2 separate regions of the Homo sapiens genome follow, and region 1 is linked to region 2. The links are chromatin loops, found by intact Hi-C in ENCODE. Cell type or tissue: IMR-90. All regions are shown on one strand. Links, peaks and the distances in the headings refer to the core of each region. The heading gives the core; the rest is flanking DNA.

Evidence for each region. Hi-C counts contacts between places; a loop is a spot of excess contacts. Peaks named below come from ENCODE experiments on the same cell type or tissue, not always from the same donor. Only the 100,000 strongest peaks of a DNase experiment are listed, where the experiment ranks them.
Region 1: a loop joins it to region 2, with 3 times the contacts of the local background. A loop is called at or near these places in 95 of 110 quality-filtered maps.

Annotation. Positions count from the first base shown.
Region 1 is chr3:187,148,431-187,157,819 of GRCh38, reverse strand. No RefSeq gene overlaps it. Among named protein-coding and RNA genes, the nearest start is that of RPL39L, 14 kb to the right of the region's middle. In IMR-90, for the core only: no CTCF peak of the experiment used is centred there; no DNase peak of the experiment used is centred there; H3K27me3 peaks cover 239 bases.
Region 2 is chr3:186,855,750-186,865,138 of GRCh38, reverse strand. ADIPOQ (adiponectin, C1Q and collagen domain containing) reads right to left here. Exons shown (of 3, transcript NM_004797.4): 3 at 6,676-9,389. ADIPOQ-AS1 (ADIPOQ antisense RNA 1) reads left to right here and starts at 3,771. Exons shown (of 4, transcript NR_046662.2): 1 at 3,771-3,906; 2 at 9,023-9,389. RefSeq lists enhancers at 1-197, 3,965-4,259. In IMR-90, for the core only: no CTCF peak of the experiment used is centred there; a DNase peak (open chromatin) is centred at 4,148.

The DNA.
Region 1 (9,389 bases), core at 876-8,875, 290 kb before region 2:
CATTAACTCAAAGGTCCAAGTCCAAAGTCTCATCTGAGACAAGGCAAGTCCCTTCCGCCTATAAGCCTGTAAAATCGAAAACAGTTGCAGTTCTTTTTGGCGACCCTATTTTTGAATGAGGTGAGGTTTTCCTGCATCAGATATTTATGGGAGTTTCATATTGAAGATGAGCCAGGCCTTAGTTTTAGGCAAGCAAAAATACTCCTTAGATTCTGAGTTTTAAGTATTAATTTTTACAGTGTAAAAAACAGTTGCAGTTCTTTTTGGCGACCCCATTTTTGAATGAGGTGAGGTTTTCCTGCATCAGACATTTATACTGTATATAAGAGACTCTTAAAACAAAGGGGTCGAAAACTTTGAAAGTAAAATGGTGGGCAAACATATATGTACTAGATAAGTGGAGGAAAAAAAGTGAAGAGAGGGATCATTCTCTTATATCAGATAAGATAAATTTAAGGAAAACAGTATCAAATGGGATGTCTCAAGAAGTGCTTTTATAGGCTGGGCACAGTGACTCACACCTGTAATCCCAGCACTTTGGGAGGCCGAGGCGGGCGGATCACCTGAGGTCAGGAGTTTGAGACCAGCCTGACCAAGATAGTGAAACCCCGTCTCTACTAAAAATACAAAATTAGATGTGCATGGTGGCACATGCCTGCAATCCCAGCTACTTGGTAGGCTGAGGCAGGAGAATTGCTTGAACCTGGGAGGCGGAGGTTGCAGTGAGCCGAGATCACGCTACTACACTCCAGCCTGGGTGGCAGAGTGAAAAAAAAAGTGCTTTAGAGTGTTAAAGTATACAAATAACAATTAAAAATGGTAATTATGAATATTTATGCATCAATATCAATATTCATAAACAAAAATTGCAAGAGTTATAAGAAAAAACAGATTAAAAATATTTTAGTAGAAAGAGGCTTCATCACTCTTAGTCCAAGAAATTCCAAGTAAACAAAAATGAATAAAGAAGGATACAGAGGACCTAAATAACATAATAACTTGTTGATGCATTTTATACCAAATTACACACCTTGAGGGGGAAAACTCACCTTTCTTCTAGGAAACCACGGAAGGGAACAGTCATGAAACTTGATCACTGCCAGACACAGTTGACCAAGCCTATAATCCCAGCACTTTGGGAGGCCAGCACGGATGGATCACTTAAGGCCAGGAGTTCAAGACCAGCCTGGCCAACATGGTGAAACCCCGTCCCTACTAAAAATACAAAAATTAGCCAGGAGTGGTGGTGCATGCATGTAGTCCCAGCTACTTGGGAGACTGAGGCAGGAGAATAACTTGAACCCGGAAGGCGGAGGTTGTAGTGAGTCGAGATCGTACCACTGCACTCCAGCCTGGACAGCAGAGTGAGACTCCCTCACACACACAAAAAAAGCTGATTACCTATTAGGCCACAAGAAAGCATCAATAATTTTTTAAGCAGAGAAATACTATTAATAGACAACTTTCTCTAATAATAAATATGAAAACTAGCAATATAAAGTTTTTAAAACAAAATTCTACCACCTGGAATTTTTTTTCCCATAAGTTATGGGGGTACAGGTGGTATTTGGTTGCATAAGTTCTTTAGTGGTGATTTGTGAGATTTTGATGCACCCATCTTCCGAGCTGTATACACTGCAGCATATTTGTAGTCTTTTATCCTTCGTCCCTCTTCCACTCTTCCCCTCAAGTCCCCAAAGTTCATTGTATCATTCTTACGCCTTTGCATCCTCATAGCTTAGCTCCCACATATCAGTGAGAACATACGATGTTTGGTTTTCCATTCCTGAGTTACTTCACTTAGAATAATAGTCCCCAATCTCATCTAGGTCACTGCAAATGCTGTTAATTCATTCCTTTTTATGGCTGCATAGTATTCCATCATATATATATATATATACCACAGTTTCTTTATCCACTCTTTGATTGATAGGCATTTGAGTTGGTTCCATGATTTTGCAATTGCGAATTGTGCTTCTATAAACATGAGTGTGCAAGTATCTTTTTCGAATAATGACTTCTTTTCCTCTGGATAGACACCCAGTAGTGGGATTGCTGGATCAAACTGTAGTTCCACTTTTAGTTCTTTAAGGAATCTCCACACTGTTTTCCATAGTGGCTCTACTAGTTTACATTCCCACTAGCAGTGTAGAAGTGTTCCCTGTTCACTGCATCCACGCCAACATCTACTGTTTTTTGATTTTTTGATTATGGCCATTCTTGCAGGAGTAAGATGGTATCACATTGTGATTTTGATTTGCATTTCCCTGATCATTAGTGATGTTGAGCATTTTTTCATATGTTTGTTGGACATTTGTACATCTTCTTTTGAGAATTGACTATTCATGTCCTTAGCCCACTTTTTTGGTGGGATTGTTTGTTTTTTTCTTACTGATTTGTTTGAGTTCATTGCAGATTCTTGTTATTAGTCTTTTGTCAGATGTATAGATTGTGAAGATTTTCTCCCACTCTGTGGGTTGTCTGTTTACTTTGCTGACTGTTCCTTTTGCCATGCAAAAGCTCTTTAGTTTAATTGGGTCCCAGCTATTTATCTTTGTTTTTATTGCATTTGCTTTTGGGTTCTTGGTCAGGAAATCCTTGCCTAAGCCAATGTCTAGAAGGGTTTTTCCAATGTTATCGTCTAGAATTTTTACACTTTCAGGTCTTAGGTTTAAGTCCTTAATCCATCTTGAGTTGATTTTTGTATAAGGTGAGAGATGAGGATCCAGTTTCATTCTCCTACATGCAGCTAGCCAATTATCCCAGCATCATTTGTTGAAAAGGAAGTCCTTTCCCCACTTTACATTTTTGTTTGCTTTGTCGAAGATCAGTTGGTTGGCTGTAAGTATTTGGGTTTATTTCTGGGTTCTCTATTCTGCTTCATTGGTCTATGTGCCTATTTTTATACCAGTACCATGCTATTTTGGTGACTATGGCCTTATAGTATAGTATGAAATCAGGTAATGTGATGCCTCCAGATTTCCTCTTTTTGCTTAGTCTTGCTTTGGCTATGCGGGCTCTTTTTTGGTTCCATATGGATTTTAGAACTGTTTTTTCTAATTCTGTGAAGAATGATGGTATTTTGATGATGAGTGCATTGAATTTGTAGATTGCTTTTGGCAGTATGGTCATTTTCACAATATTCATTCTACCCATCCATGAGCATGGGATATGTTTCCATTTGTTTGTGTCCTCTGTGATTTCTTTCAGCAGTGTTTCATAGTTTTCCTTGCAGAGGTCTTTCAATTCTTTTGTTAGGTATATTCCTAAGTATTTTGTTTAATAGCTATTGTAAAAGTGGTTGAGTTCTTGATTTGATTCTCTGCTTGGTCGCTGTTGATATGTAGAAGAGCTACTGATTTGTGTACATTAATCTTGTATCTGGAAACTTTGCTCAATTCATTTATCAGTTCTAGGAGCTTTCTGGAGGAGTCCTTAGGGTTCTCAAGGTAAACCATCATATCATCAGAAAACAATGACAGTTTGACTGCCTCTTTATCAATTTGGATGCCTTTTATTTCTTTCTCTTGTCTGATTGCTCTGGCTAGCACTTCCAGTACTATGCTGAAGAGGAGTGGTGAGAGTGGACATCCTTGTCTTGTTCCAGTTCTCAGAGGGAATGCTTTGAACTTTTCCCCATTCAGTATTATGTTTTCTGTGGTTTTGTCATAGATGGCTTTTATTACGTTAAGGTATGTCCTTTGTATGTCGATTTTGCTGAGAGTTTTAATCATAAAGGATGCTGGATTTTGTCAAATACTTTTTCTACATCTATTGAGATAATCACGTGATTTTTGTTTTTAATTCTGTTTATGTCATGTATCACATTTATTGACTTGCATACATTAAACCATCCCTGCATCCCTGGTGTGAAATCCACTTGATCATGGTGGATTATCTTTTTGATATGTTGTTTGCTTTGCTTAGCTAGTATTTTGTTAAGGATTTTAGCATCTATGTTCATCAAGGATATTGGTCTGTAGTTTCCTTTTTTGGTTATATTCTTTCCTGGTTTTGTTATTAGGGGTGATGCTGGATTCAGAGAATGAATAGGGAGGGTTCCTTCTTTCTCTCTCTCCTGGAACAGTTCAAAAGGATTGGTATCAATTCTTTGAATGTCTGGTAGAATTCTACTGTGAATCCATCTGGTTCTAACTTTTTTTGTTGGTAATATTGAAGTTACCATTTCAATCTCGCTGCTTGTTACTGGTCTGTTCTAGGTATCTAATTCTTCCTGATTTAAGCTAGGAGGGTTGTATTTTTCTAGAATTTATCTATCTATTCTAGGTTTTCTAGTTTATGTGCATAAAGGTGTTCATAGTAGCCTTGAATGATCTTTTGTATTTCAGTAGTGTCAGTTGTAATATCTTCTGTTTCATTTCTTAATAAGGTTATTTGGATTTTCTCTCTTCTTTTCTTGGTTAGCCTTGCTAACAGTCTATCAATTTTATTTATGTTTTCAAAGAACCGGCTTTTTGTTTCATTTATCTTTTGTATTTTCTTTTGTTCCAATTTCATTTAGTTCTGCTCTGATCTGGGTTATTTTCTTTCTTCTGCTGGGTTTGGGTTTGGTTTGTTCTTGTTTCTCTAGTTCCTTGAGGTGTGACCTTAGATTGCCTGTTTGTGCTCTTTCAGACTTTTTGATGTAGGCATTTAGGGCTATGAACTTTCCTCTTAACACCTCCTTTGCTGTAGCTTAGAGGTTTTGATAGGTTGTGTCATTATTGTCATTCAGATCAAATAATTTTTTAATTTCCATCTTGATTTCATTTCTGACCCAATGCTCATTCAGGAGCAGGTTATTTACTTTCCATGTATTTGCATGTTTTTGAAGGTTCCTTTTGGAGTTGATTTCAAGTTTTATTCCACTGTGGTGTGAGAGAGTGCTTGATATAATTTCAATTTTCTTACATTTATTGAGGCTCATTTTATGGCCTATCATATTCTCTATCTTGGAGAAAGTTCCATGCACTGTTGAATAGAATGTGTATTCTGTGGTTGTTCCGTATATATCTGTTAAGTCCATTTATTCCAAGGTATAGTTTAAATCCATGGTTTCTTTGTTGACTTTCTTGATGACCTGTCTAGTGCTGTCAGTGGAGTATTGAAGTCCCCCACTATTATTGTGTTGCTGTCTATCTCATTTCTTAGGTCTGCTAGTAATCATTTTATAAATTTGGGAGATCCAACGTTTGTTAGGTGCATATACATTTAGGATTGTGATATTTTCCTGTTGGACAAAGCCTTTTATCATTATGTAATTGTCCCTCTCTGTCTCTTTTAATCACTGTTGCTTTAAAATTTATTTCATCTGATATAAGAATAGCTACCTCTGCTCACTTTTGGTGTCCATGTGCATGAAATGCCTTCTTCCACCCCTTTACTTTAAGTTTATGTGAGTCCTTATGTGTTAGGTGAGTCTCCTGAAGGCAGCAGATAGTTTGTTGGTGAGTTCTTATCCACTCTGTGTTTCTGTATCTTTCAAGTGGAGCATTTAGGCCATTTACATTAAATGTTAGTATTGAAATGTGAGGTACCATTGCTTTCAACGTGCCCTTTGTTGCTGGTGTACTTTGGGGTTTTTCGGTTTTTGTTTTTGCTTTTTCACTTGTATTTTTGTCTTACAGGTCCTGTGTGATTTATGCTTTAACGAGGTTCTGTTTTGATGTGTTTCCAGGATTTGTTTCAAGATTTAGAGCTCCTCTTAGCAGTTCTTATAATGGTGGCTTGGTAATGGCAAATTCTCTCAGCATTTGTTTGTCTGAAAATGACTGTATCTTTCCTTCATATGTGATGCTTAGTTTCACCGAATACAAAATTCTTGGCTGATAATTATTATGTTTGAGGAGGCTGAAGATAGGTCCCCCATCCCTTCTAGCTTGTAGGGTTTCTGCAAAGAAATCTGCTGTTAATCTGATAGGTTTGCCTTTATAGGTTACCTGCATCTTCTGTCTCACAGCTCTTAAGATTCTTTCCTTCATCTTAACTTTGGATAACCTGATAACAATGTGCCTAGGCAAAGATCTTTTGCGATGAATTTACCAGGTGTTCTTTGTGCTTTTTGTATTTAGATGTCTAGGTCTGTCGCAAGGCCGGGGAAGTTTTCCTCAATTATTCCCCCCAATATGTTTTCCAGGCTTTTAGAATTCTCTTCTTCCTCAGGAGCACTGATTATTCTTAGGTTTCATCATTTAACATAACCCCAGACTTCTTGGAGGCTTTGTTCATATTTTCTTATTTTTTTTCTTTGTTGGATTGGGTTAATTTGAAGACTTTGTCCTCAGGCTCTGAATTTCTTTCTTCTGTTTGTTCAATTCTATTGCGGAGACTTTCCAGAGCATTTTGCATTTCTAAAAGTGTGACTAAAGTTTCCTGAATTTTTTTATTGTTTTTTCTTTAAGCTATCTATTTCCTTGAATATTTCTCCCTTCATTTCTTGTATCATTTTTTGGATTTCCTTGCATTGGGCTTCGCCTTTCTCTGATCCTTCCCTGATTAGCTTAATAACTAACCACCTGAATTGTTTTTCAGGTAAATCAGGGATTTCTTCTTGGTTTGGATCCATTGTTGATGAAGTAGTATGATTTTAGTGGGGGGTGTTGAAGGGCCTTGTTTTATCATATTACCTGGGTTGGTTTTCTGGTTCCTTCTCATTTGGATAGGCTCTTTCAGAGGGAAGGTCTAGGGCTGAAGCCTTTTGTTCAGTTTCTTTTGTCCCACAGGGTGTTCCCTTGACTCTCCCCTTTTTCCTATAGATGTGGCTTCCTGTGAGACAAACTGCAGTGATATTTGTCTGGGTCTAGCCACCCAGCGAGTCTACCCAGCTCTGGGCTGATGCAGGGGGTTGTCTGCACAGAGTCCTGTGATTTGAACTGTCTATGGTTCTCTCAGCCATGGATACAAGCTCCTGTTCCAGTGGAGGTGGCCGATGGTGCAATGGACTCCATGAGGGTCTTTAGCTTTGGTGGTTTAATGCTCTATTTTTGTGCTGGTTGGCCTCCTGCCAGGAGGTGGCGCTTTTCAGAAAGCATTAGCTGTAGCAGTGTGGAGAGAGACTGGCAGTGGGTGCAGCCCTAGAACACTCAAGGTTATATGCCCTTTGTCTTCTGCTGCCTGGGTGGGTAGGGAAGGACCATCAGGTGGGGGTGGGCCTAGGCATGTCTGAGTTCAGACTCTCCTTGGGTGGGTCTTGCTGAAGCTGCTGTGGGGAATTGAGGTGAGATTCCCAGGTCATTGGAGTTGTGTACCTAGGAGGATTATGGCTGCCTCTGCTAAGTCACACAGGTTGTCTGGGAAGTGGAGGAAAGCTGGTAGCCACAGGCCTCACCAGGCTCCCATGCAAACCAAAGGGCCAGTCTCACTCCTGCCGTGCTCCCCTCAACAGCTCTAAGTCTGTTTCCAGGTGGAGGACGAGATATGCTTGAAAACTTGCCCGAGGCTATCCGTCTCCCAGCTGCGAAAGAAAAGGGCTTCAGTTCTTCCCCTACCTGTGAAGTCTGCGCTCCAGATTCCCGCCCTCCCCTGAGTTCTGGCCAGGAGGCTTCTCACCCTGTTCAAGTTGTTACAAAATTCAGCTAGAGAATTCCTTCTTCCTGTGGAGTTTTATTCACTGGTCCTCTGGCCACCCTCCCTATGGTTCCCTGTGGTGCCAGGCAGGAATGGGCTGCTTGGGGACCCAGCAAGCTCCTGGGACCTTTCTGCTGCTTCCTCTACCCCTGTATTTTTGCTTGGCTCTCTAACTTGACTCAGCTCCAGGTAAAGTTGGAAACTTCTGCAAACAGATCTTCAGCTTCTCCAGTGGGGGTGTGTGTTCGGGAGAAGAGGGTCTCCCTTTCCCTCTTCTGCGGTACAGTATTTGGGGTGTCTCCCAGGTCCTACAGGAGCAGTTCGCTTTCTTCCGAGGGTCTGTAGGTCCTCTCGGGATTGCTGTTTCTTTCTTGCAGTTGATCTGGAGCTAAAATTCACAATGCAAGCCTCTGCATGCTGCTCTGTCCAGAACTTCAATCTAGTCCTGCCTCCCGTCCGCCATGATCCCCTCTACCTCCCACCTGGAAATTTTGATTTCACAATTTTTAAATAATTCTTGGATAAAATGGAAATTTATCAGAACCTGTGGGATATAACTATGGAAGTGTTCAGAGGAAATTCTATGGCCTAAATTCTTACATTAATAAACAAAACTAAAATAATTGAAGTAAGTATCCAATGTTAGAATTTAGAAAAAGAGCAATAAAAATAAATAGAAGGAAAGTAGAGGGATGGTATTAATAAAGAAAAAGGCAGATATTGAATAAATCCAAAATTTTTTTAAAAGTCAGAATTTTTTTTTTTTTTTTTTTTTTGAGACAGAGTCTTACTCTGTTGCCTAGGCTGGAGTCCGGTGGTACGATCTTGGCTCACTGAAACCTCTGCCTCCCAGCTTCAAGTGATTCTCCTGCTTCAGCCTCCGAGTAGCTGAGCTTACAGGCACCTGTCACTATGCCCAGCTAATTTTTGTATTTTTAGTAGCGATGGGGTTTCACCCTCTTGGTCAGTCTGTTCTCAAACTCCTGACCTCAGGCGATCCACCCACCTTGGCCTCCCAAAGTGCTGGGATTACAGGTGTGAGCCACCACACTCGGCCAAATGTCAGAATATTTTTAAAGGGTCCAAAAGTTGGTTCTTTGCTGGGCAGTGTTCAAAGCAATAAACTTGCTGTTTTTCTAATTTTTTTTTTTTTTTTTTTTGGTCAGAGTCTCGCTCTGTCACCCAGGCTGGAGTGCAGTGGCATGATCTTGGCTCACTGCAAGCTCTGCCTCCCAGTTTCACACCATTCTCCTACCTCAGGCCTGCCGAGTAGCTGGGACTACAGGCGCCCACGACCACACCCAGCTAGTTTTTTTCTTTGTATTTTTTAGTAGAGATGGGGTTTCACCCTGTTAGCCAGGATGGTCTCCATCTCCTGACCTTGTGATCCGCCTGCCTCGGCCTCCCAAAGTGCTGGGAGTACAGGCGTAAGCCACTGCGCCCGGCCTGTTTTTCTAATTTTTAAAGAAAAAATTTAATTATATAAATGAGATATAATAAACGAAACAATTACAGGTAGAGATTAACTTAACAAAACAATAAAATAATACTTTACTAAACCCTGTGCTACTAAATTTGAAAACCTGGATATAATATATAATGTTCTAATAAAACAATTTTATTAAAATATAACTTCCCAAAATTGGTCTAAATAGCTCAGTTACTATAAACTTACTTAAAACTTTTTAAAGACTTGTCTTCCCCAAAAGACTATGTCAAGACAGTTTCACATGGGACTCTTTTTCCTTTTTTGAGACAGGGTCTCAGTATGTTACCCAGGCTGGAGTGCAGGGGCATGGCATCCCTGCTCACTGCAGCCTCTG
Region 2 (9,389 bases), core at 541-8,540:
CTTTCTATTCCACAAAACCGCCATTGTCATCATGGCCCATCCCCAATGAGCCGCTGGGCACACCTCCCAGACGGGGTCGTGGCCGGGCAGAGGGGCTCCTCACTTCCCAGTAGGGGCGGCCGGGCAGAAGCGCCCCTCACCTCCCGGATGGGGCGGCTGGCCGGGCGGGGGGCTGACCCCCCCACTACCCTCCCGGACGGGGCGGCTGGCCAGGCAGAGGGGCTCCTCACTTCCCAGTAGGGGCGGCCGGGCAGAGGCGCCCCTCACCTCCTGGATAGGGCGGCTGGCCGGGCGGGGGGCTGTCCCCCCCACCTCCCTCCCGGACGGGGCGGCTGGCCGGGCAGAGGGGTCCTCACTTCCCAGTAGGGGCGGCCAGGCAGAGGCGCCCCTCACCTCCCGGACAGGGCGGCCGGCCGGAAGGGGGGCTGACCCCCCCACCTCCCTCCCGGACGGGGCGGCTGGCCGACCCCCCCCCCCCGCCTCTCTCCCGGACGGGGCGGCTGGCCGGGCAGAGGGGCTCCTCACTTCCCAGTAGGGGTGGCCGGGCAGAGGCGCCCCTCACCTCCCGGACGGGGCGGCTGGCCAGGCGGGGGGCTGACCCCCCCTCCCCCCTCCCGGACGGGGCGGCTGGCCGGGCGGGGGGCTGACCCCCCCACCTCCCTCCCGGACGGGGCGGCTGGCCGGGCAGAGGGGCTCCTCACTTCCCAGTAGGGGCGGCCGGGCAGAGGAGCCCCTCACCTCCCGGACGGGGTGGCTGCCGGGCGGAGACGCTCCTCACTTCCCAGACGGGGTGGTTGCCGGACGGAGGGGCTCCTCACTTCTCAGACGGGGCGGTTGCCAGGCAGAGGGTTTCCTCACTTCTCAGACGGAGCGGCGGGGCAGAGACGCTCCTCACCTCCCAGACAGGGTTGCGGCCCAGCAGAGGCGCTCCTCACATCCCAGACAGGGCGGTGGGGCAGAGGTGCTCCCCACATCTCAGACGATGGGCGGCCGGGCAGAGACGCTCCTCACTTCCTAGATGGGATGGCAGCCGGGAAGAGGCGCTCCTCGCTTCCTAGATGGGATGGCGGCCGGGCAGAGACGCTCCTCACTTTCCAGACTGGGCAGCCAGGCAGAGGGGCTCCTCATATCCCAGACGATGGGTGGCCAAGCAGAGACGCTCCTCACTTCCCAGACGGGGTGGCGGCCGGGCAGAGGCTGCACTCTCGGCTCTTTGGGAGGCCAAGGCAGGCGGCTGGGAGGTGGTTGTAGCGAGCCGAGATCACGCCGCTGCACTCCAGCCTGGACACCACTGAGCACTGAGTGAACGAGACTTCATCTGCAATCCCGGCACCTCGGGAGGCCGAGGCTGGCGGATCACTCGCGGTTAGGAGCTGGAGAGCAGCCCGGCCAACACAGCGAAACCCCGTCTCCACCAAAAAAAAACCGAAAACCAGTCAGGCGTGGCAGCGCGCGCCTGCAATCGCAGGCACTCGGCAGGCTGAGGCAGGAGAATCAGGCAGGGAGGTTGCAGTGAGCCGAGATGGCAGCAGTACCGTCCAGCTTTGGCTCGGCATCAGAGGGAGACGGAGAGGGAGAGGGAGAGGGAGAGGGAGAGGGAGAGGGAGAGGGAGAGGGAGAGGGAGAGGGAGAGGGAGAGGGAGAGGGAGAGGGAGAGGGAGAGGGAGAGGGAGAGGGAGAGGGAGAGGGAGAGGGAGAGGGAGAGGGAGAGGGAGAGGGAGAGGGAGAGGGAGAGGGAGAGGGAGAGGGAGAGGGAGAGGGAGAGGGAGAGGGAGAGGGAGAGGGAGAGGGAGAGGGAGAGGGAGAGGGAGAGGGAGAGGGAGAGGGAGAGGGAGAGGGAGAGGGAGAGGGAGAGGGAGAGGGAGAGGGAGAGGGAGAGGGAGAGGGAGAGGGACTATTTGCAATATTTTTCAAGTATATATGAGGAAGAGGCCAAGAGTGTTCCTTTTTTTCTAAATAACTAAAGTGCATAAATCTTTTATCACATATTAAAGTTCCACATATCTTAGGGTCTAATTCTGGTCACTCTTATCTTTCATTAACCTGTCTGTCTATTCTTATGCTAGGGATACTCTGTTTTGGGGGGGCGCGGTGGGGGTTTGAAATAGAGTCTCACTCTGTTGCTCAGGCTGGAGTGCGGCAGCACATTCTCAGCTCACTGCAGCCTCCACTTCCCAGGTTCAAGCAATTGTCCTGCCTCGGCCTCCTGAGTAGCTGGGACTACAGGCATGTCCACCAAGCCCGGCTAATTTTTGTGTTTTTAGTAGAGACAGGGTTTCACCATGTTGGCCAGGCTGGTCTCGAACTCCTGACTTCAAGTGATCCACCCACCTCGGCCTCCCTAAGTGCTGAAATTACAGGCTTGAGCCACCGCGCCTGAGCCAGGATACTCTGTTTTAACTGCTATGATTTTGTAATATGTTTTCAGTACCTAGCAAGGTTAGCTGCCTATCCCACCTAAATTACTGTTTTTAAAAATCTTATACAGTCTCACCTGTGTGCTCTTTCAAATGACCATCAAAAAAGAAAAACATTAACACCCCTGAAAATTCACCAGAAGCAAAATTAAGAAAAGGGTGTAATGACAAGTCACAGACTTCAAAACATGGCTATTGAGGAAGGAAACAAAAGATTCTGCCAGAGCATGGCAAGGCTTCTAATATCACTGTAGCCTCCCACCCACCAAGACTATACTAAAAAGAAGAGGATTGGACAAATTCCTGTGAGTTCTCCTCAACCTGGGGCAAAGAAGACTCAACAGGTAAGTAAGTATCCCAAGGAAAAGTCTAGAAAAAACCTGTCAGAGTACAGACTCCTGTCAGAGTACAAACTAGCATATCTCAAGATCTCTGTGGAAGAGCTGATGGTTCCTAGGGGTTACTAGGAACCTGTGGACCTAGAGGTATTCCACCATGGGAATAGGATGCATGGCCAACGAGATGGGTTAATTTGTGGTACCAAACATTTAACAGCATTTTAGAAGAGAGAGTAAAAGCCAGGTTACCCAACAAAGGCTGCACAATCCCCAGAGTCTGCTTCTATTCTCTCTTCCCTCCGTCTCAGAAAAGTGGAAAGAAAATGAGATTTCAGCTCTTGCTCTGTGGCTGGGAGGTGAGACATGCAAGTATCAGAGATGGCAGTCATGCTCACTGTATCAGAGCAAACAAAGTCTAGAAAGACCCACGTTCAACACAAGCAAGCTGGATCAGCCAGGTATACTACAGAAAAGCAACAAAAAAAAGAAATGAACAACATGCCAAGAACCCAGTCTGGGAAATATATATATATGTAATATATATATATATATATAAATATATTTGCTATACATACATTATCTATATTTGCTATATATATGTATATATATACCAAAATTTAGAAAAACCCACAAAACTCTCCATGAATTCCTGTTTTTGGAAGACTGTGATAAGAACATGAATAAAATAAAACAAGAGGAAGTTCAAAGATAAGAGGACAAATCAACGGAATTTCCCAGAACATTGTTAAAGTTAGAATGGTGAAAGCAAGCACCCTTGTTTTGTACCAATTTTAATGGGGATTTATTTAGTGTTTTGCTATTAATTATAATGTTGGATATTATTTACAATTTGTTATTCTTTATCATACCAGGGAAATAACATTCTATCTTTAAGTTATAGTTTTTTTTGTTTGTTTTGTTTTGTTTTGTTTTGAGATGGAGTCTCACTCTGTTGCCCAGGCTGGAGTACAATGGCACTATCTTGTCTCACGGCAACCTCCGCCTCCCAGGTTCCAGTGATTCTCCTGCCTCAGCCTCCTGAGTAGCTGGGATTACAGGCGCCAGCCACCATGCCCGGCTAGTTTTTGTGTTTTTAGTAGAGACGGGATTTCACCATGTTGCCCAGGCTGGTCTCAAACTCCTGATCTCAGGTAATCCATTGGCCTCGGCCTCCCAAAGTGCTGGGATTACAGGCATGAGCCACCGTGCCTGGCCTTAAGTTATAGAATTTTTTAGATAAAGAAAGGTTGAGCATTGACTTAAGCTATTTCAGCTGGCATGAACAAACTATTTTGGAAGGCCCTTATTTTCTAGCACCACACTACAAAGAACCTCAGTGCAGTCCTCAGAACTTGCCCACGTGAAAGATGAGTGAGACATTTCATCATATTTTCTTTAAACAACCGGACTTTCTGCCACATAACAAATTGAATGACTCATTTTACAAAGGCAAGTTCTTCCATTACCGGTATTTACAGGATTGCTAACATTAAGGCTACAGGTTGTATAACTCTATCCCCCAATGTCTTGAAACTATAAAGAAAAAAAGTCCAATGAAATTGGGGTTTATTTTTCATAACAGCATAGCTTTTGGTATCAGGCAGCTCTGGCTATGAATCTTTGCTCTACAATTTACTAGCTGCAGCTTTGAGCCAGTTAATTATCTTCTCTAAGCTTCAGTTTTCTTATCTAACAATGGGGTCAATGATATTTAATGTACAAGATGTTGTAAAGAGTAAATAAAATAATGTATTTCAAGCAGCTACTTCAAAATGATAATTATATTATTATTTCTATTTTTAAGATTATGATGTACCCAGTATAAAATAGACAATAAATATTTACTGAATAAATCAATGATCTTTGTAAAGAATTCAAAGATGAAATACAAAGTCTCTGTCCACAAGGGATTTCTAAGCTAGGAGGTTAATTGCTAATAAAATACATGTAAGTGAAGCTAGGGTTTTAGGTGTAATCTTATGGGTGCCTAATGACTTGACTCTATTATCCTGTTGCCAAGTTTTCTTCCTAACTGAGCCTGAGCTTGGTGCCTGGGCACAGTCACAGTTTAATTTCCAACCCTGTGTACTTTTTATTTTTATTTACTTGTTTTTTTGAGGCAGAGTCTTTCTCTGTTGCCCAGGCCGAAGTGCAGTGGCACTATCTTGGCTCACTGCAACTTCTGTCTCCCAGGTCAAGTGATTCTCCTGCCTCAGCCTCTCAAGTAGCTGGGATTACAGGTGCACGCCACCACAACCAGCTGATTTTTGTATTTTTAGTTTCACCATGTTGGTCAGGCAGGTCTCGAACTCCTGACCTCAAGTGATCTGCCCACCTTGGTCTCCCAAAGTGCTGGGATTACAGGCATGAGCCACTGCGCTCAGCCCCCTGTGTACTTTCTAGATGTACATAAAATAAATACAAGCTAACTCACATTAAAAGGAGAGATGGCATAAAAATACAGGAACTGGTGTCTTACGGCCCCCGTGGGTTGGGATATAGTTAAATCTCAGGAAGGACTGAACCAAAAAGTAGAAAGCATCCAAGATCTCTCTCTCTCTCTCTCTCTCTCTGACTTTCAATTCTGTTTCTCTCAAAGCCTCTACCTTTCTCACAGCTGGGCCTCTTCTTGTTCTACACTGCAGGGCAGAAGGACCCATGAGTCCTGAATCTGCATGTTTTACATCCATCCTAATTCGTATTCCTGGAGGAATCTGGTCGGCCCAGTATCTTAGCCCATTTTGTGCTGCTATAGCAGAATACCACAGACTGGGCAATTTATAAAGAACAGAAATTTGTTGGCTCACAGTTCTGAGGGTGAGAAAATCCAGTGGCTCAGACCTATAATCTCAGCACTTTGGGAAGCCAAGGCAGGAGGATTACTTGAGCCCAGAAGTTTGAGACCAGCCTGGGCAACATAGCAACACTCAAATCTCAAAAATAAAAATAAAAAATGTCTGCAGAAAATGTCCTAAATTTGCTGAAAGACCTATATTTATAGATTCAAGAAGTTTAATGAACCCTAAAATGGGTGAAAGTTGAAAACACCCAGACACATCATAATCAAACTATTGAAAATCAGAGGTAAAGAAAGCATCTTGAAAGCAGCTGGAAGAAAAAATTATAAATTACACATAAGGGAAAACTATGACTGCAGGTTTCTCATCTGAAACCATAGAGCCTTTGAGATAAAGAGAAAAAAAAATATATATATATATACACACACACCATGGGTCCCAGAAGACAGAAACATCTTTAATGCACTGAAAAAAATAAACTAAATAAAATAAAATGCTAGAAGAAAGAACTGTCAACTGAGAATTCTATATCCAGTAAAAATATATTTCAGGAATGTAGAAAAGATGAAGGCATTCTCAGATGAAGAAAAACTAAGAGAATTCATCATCAACAGACTTGCTTTAAAATAAATGCTCAATAAAGTTTTTCAGGTTGAGGAGAAATTACACCAGAGAGAAACACAGAACATTAGAAATTAATAAAGAACAAAGGAAATGATGAATATCTGAATATGTATTTTTCTCCTCTTAAATTCTTTAAAATATATATATGACTGACGAATGCAAAAATCATAACATTGCCTATAATGTTTCAGTGTATATAGATGTAATATATATGACAACTACAACATAAAAGAAAGTGGATAGAGGTACTAATATGATTATAAGCCTTCTACGGTTTACTGCAAGTGGCAAAATATTAACTTTATGCACACTGTGAAAAGTTAAGTACATTGTAATCCCTCAAGCAACCACTAAAAAATACCACAAAGAGATATAGGCAAATACCCAATAAATAAATTAAGATAAAATATTATGAAATATTTAAACAATCCAAAAGAATTCTGGAAAGAGAATAAAACAGAAGTGGTGAACAGCAAACAAATAAAACAGTCATCCATCTTAAATTCAACAATTTTATTAAATATAAATTGTCTAAACACCAATTAAAAGACAGATATTTTTAGACTGGATAAAAATTATACCCAACTACATGCAGTCTGTAAGAAACACATTTTAAATACAATAATATAGATATATTTAAAGTAACATGATGGAAAAAGATATACCACAAAAACACTAATCAAAAGAAAGTTGACCAGGTGTGATGGCTCATGCCTGTAATCCCAGCACTTTGGGAGGCCGAGGCGGGTGGATCACAAAGTCAGGAGTTTGAAACCAACCTGACGAATGTGGTGAAACCCCGTCTCTACGAAAAATACAAAAATTAGCTGGGCGCAGTGGCATGAGCCTGTAGTTCCAGCTACTTGGGAGGCTGAGGCAGGAGAATTGCTCATGGTAGAGGTAGCAGTGAGCCAAGATCACACCACTGAACTCCAGCCAGGGCCACAGAACGAGAGTCTGTCAAAAAAAGAGAGAGAGAGAGAGAGAGAAAGAAAAGGAGGAAGGAAGGAAGGAAAGAGAGAGAGAGAGAAAGAAAGGAAGGAAGAAAGAAAGGAAGGAAGAAAGAAAAGGAAGTTGAGTGCGTATGTTATTTTTAGACAAAGTAGACTTCAGAACACAGAAAATTATCACAGATAAAGAAGGACATTACATAATGATAAGAGAGTAAATGCACCAATAAGACATAATACTAAACATGTATATATCTAATAATAGAGCGCTAAAATATATGAAGCAAAAGCTGACAGAACTAAAGAGAATTGGACAAATCCACAATTGTACTTCAAAGCATCACAGGACCATTAATCCTGAAATCTTGACCTCAGTTTCTCTCAGGCCTCTTTTGGCCTCAGTTGACTCTCTCTGTGCCTCTGGTTCCACAAAGGAATAACCCTGCCCCAGAGAGTTTAGGGTAACTGTGAAAGCGTGTTCTGTAAGGAGCCCACCCCAACCAGATGTGAGACTGTGAGCATAGCCAGACTTTAGCTACTTGTTGAAATTTTAGAGAAAATCAATAGGAATTTTCCAGCTATGTCTCTCTGGGAAACTCATGAAAGCTCAAACACAGCATTAAGAGTTTGTTGTGGACAGGTATTATTTTGCATCTATCATCCACTCTCCTATTTCTGATAACAGTGTCCCAATTTTGCTTTAGGGAAAATACCTCTACATACCCCTAACTTAAGCTGCAATTAAGTCAATATGAATATTTCATCCTCCTGACTCAGTGATTGGTCAGAAACAGGCACACAACTCAGCCAGAGCAATGAGATGCAAGGTTACACTTGCTGGGGCATCTGGGAAAGAGAGCTTCCTCTCTCCTCTTTGGGCATCACCAGAAAACATGATGTCCATTTAGCCAGATGGTGTGGCTTGGGGATACGAGAGCTGGGCAGGCCACAGTCTTTTTGATATCGGGAGGGAAACCCTAGAACTATACTGTGTAGCACCTGAGGGTAAAGCCTACACTGCGGAAGGCAGAACAGAAGGACATACAGAAAAGGGTCTTGATTGTTTTGAGCTTTGGTTCAAACCTTATCTAAAGACAGAACAACTCTGGTAATTTCTATTATGCAAAGGAATAAATGTTTCCATTTTTCCTTTATTTTTCTTGCTTACAGTAGTTTGCATAATATTTTGGGTTTTCTGTTGTGAATGACATTCACAACACAGAGTTCTGACTAACACAAGGCTTACTCTCACCTCTTCATCCCTCTCTAAACCTCATATCTATCTTTCTCAAAAAATAACAACAAAAATGGAGGCGGGCAGATCACAAGGTCAGGAGTTCGAGACCAGCCTGGCCAATATGGTGAAACCCTGTCTTTACTAAAAATACAAAAATTAGCCTGGCATGGTGGTAGGCACCTGTGGTCCCAGCTACTCGGGAGGCTGAGGCAGAAGAATCGCTTGAACCTGGGAGGCAAAGGTTGCAGTAAGCCGAGATCATGCCACTGCACTCTAGCCTGGCAACAGAGGGAAACTCCATCTTAAAAACAACAACAACAACAAAAAGACAAAGCTTTATATGTGGAAAAAATAATACCTTAATGATTAGCAATACACATATAAGAGAGAATTGTTCAGAATTTAAAACTGTAAGCAAAAAGATAGTTTTTTAAATTTATATATTGATAGAGAATGCTATTTACTCTGTTTTTGCTAAAATCTTTGAAGAACATCACTGGAGTTATTGTCTCCTGAGAGAATGTTTACCACCATCAACTACCTCAACCTGTAATTCTTAAAGAACAATAATAAATTCAGGAGGCCCAGTCTTCCCTGACCCTGTTGGTACTCAAGGAGACAATGGCTTCAGAATTCCTCCATGGGTTTTGCATTTCAGGCTCAAGCTACCTTCTTGATGAAAAATTCTGGACGTGTTCTGAAAATCACAGTCATCCCTAACTTCAGTGGAAAAGATTCATATTGTCCAGCTGAACAAGGATTGATACTTAAAACCAGGGATTTCCTAAAATGAAAATGTTTCTGTGGATAAAACTGATTACATGCAGAGACTGGAATGGAGTTAATTCTGGGTAGATATGGGATTCAAGAGATTGGTCTTCATGAGGCATTTATCAAGGATCTGCAAGGGATTTAGAGGTGACGGAAGCACAGTCCTTCCTGGGCAGTTGCCTCTAGCCTGGTGGGAGGTGTTCCTCACACCCAGGACTCTCATCCATGGCAAAATAAAAAGTGAGATATCGACT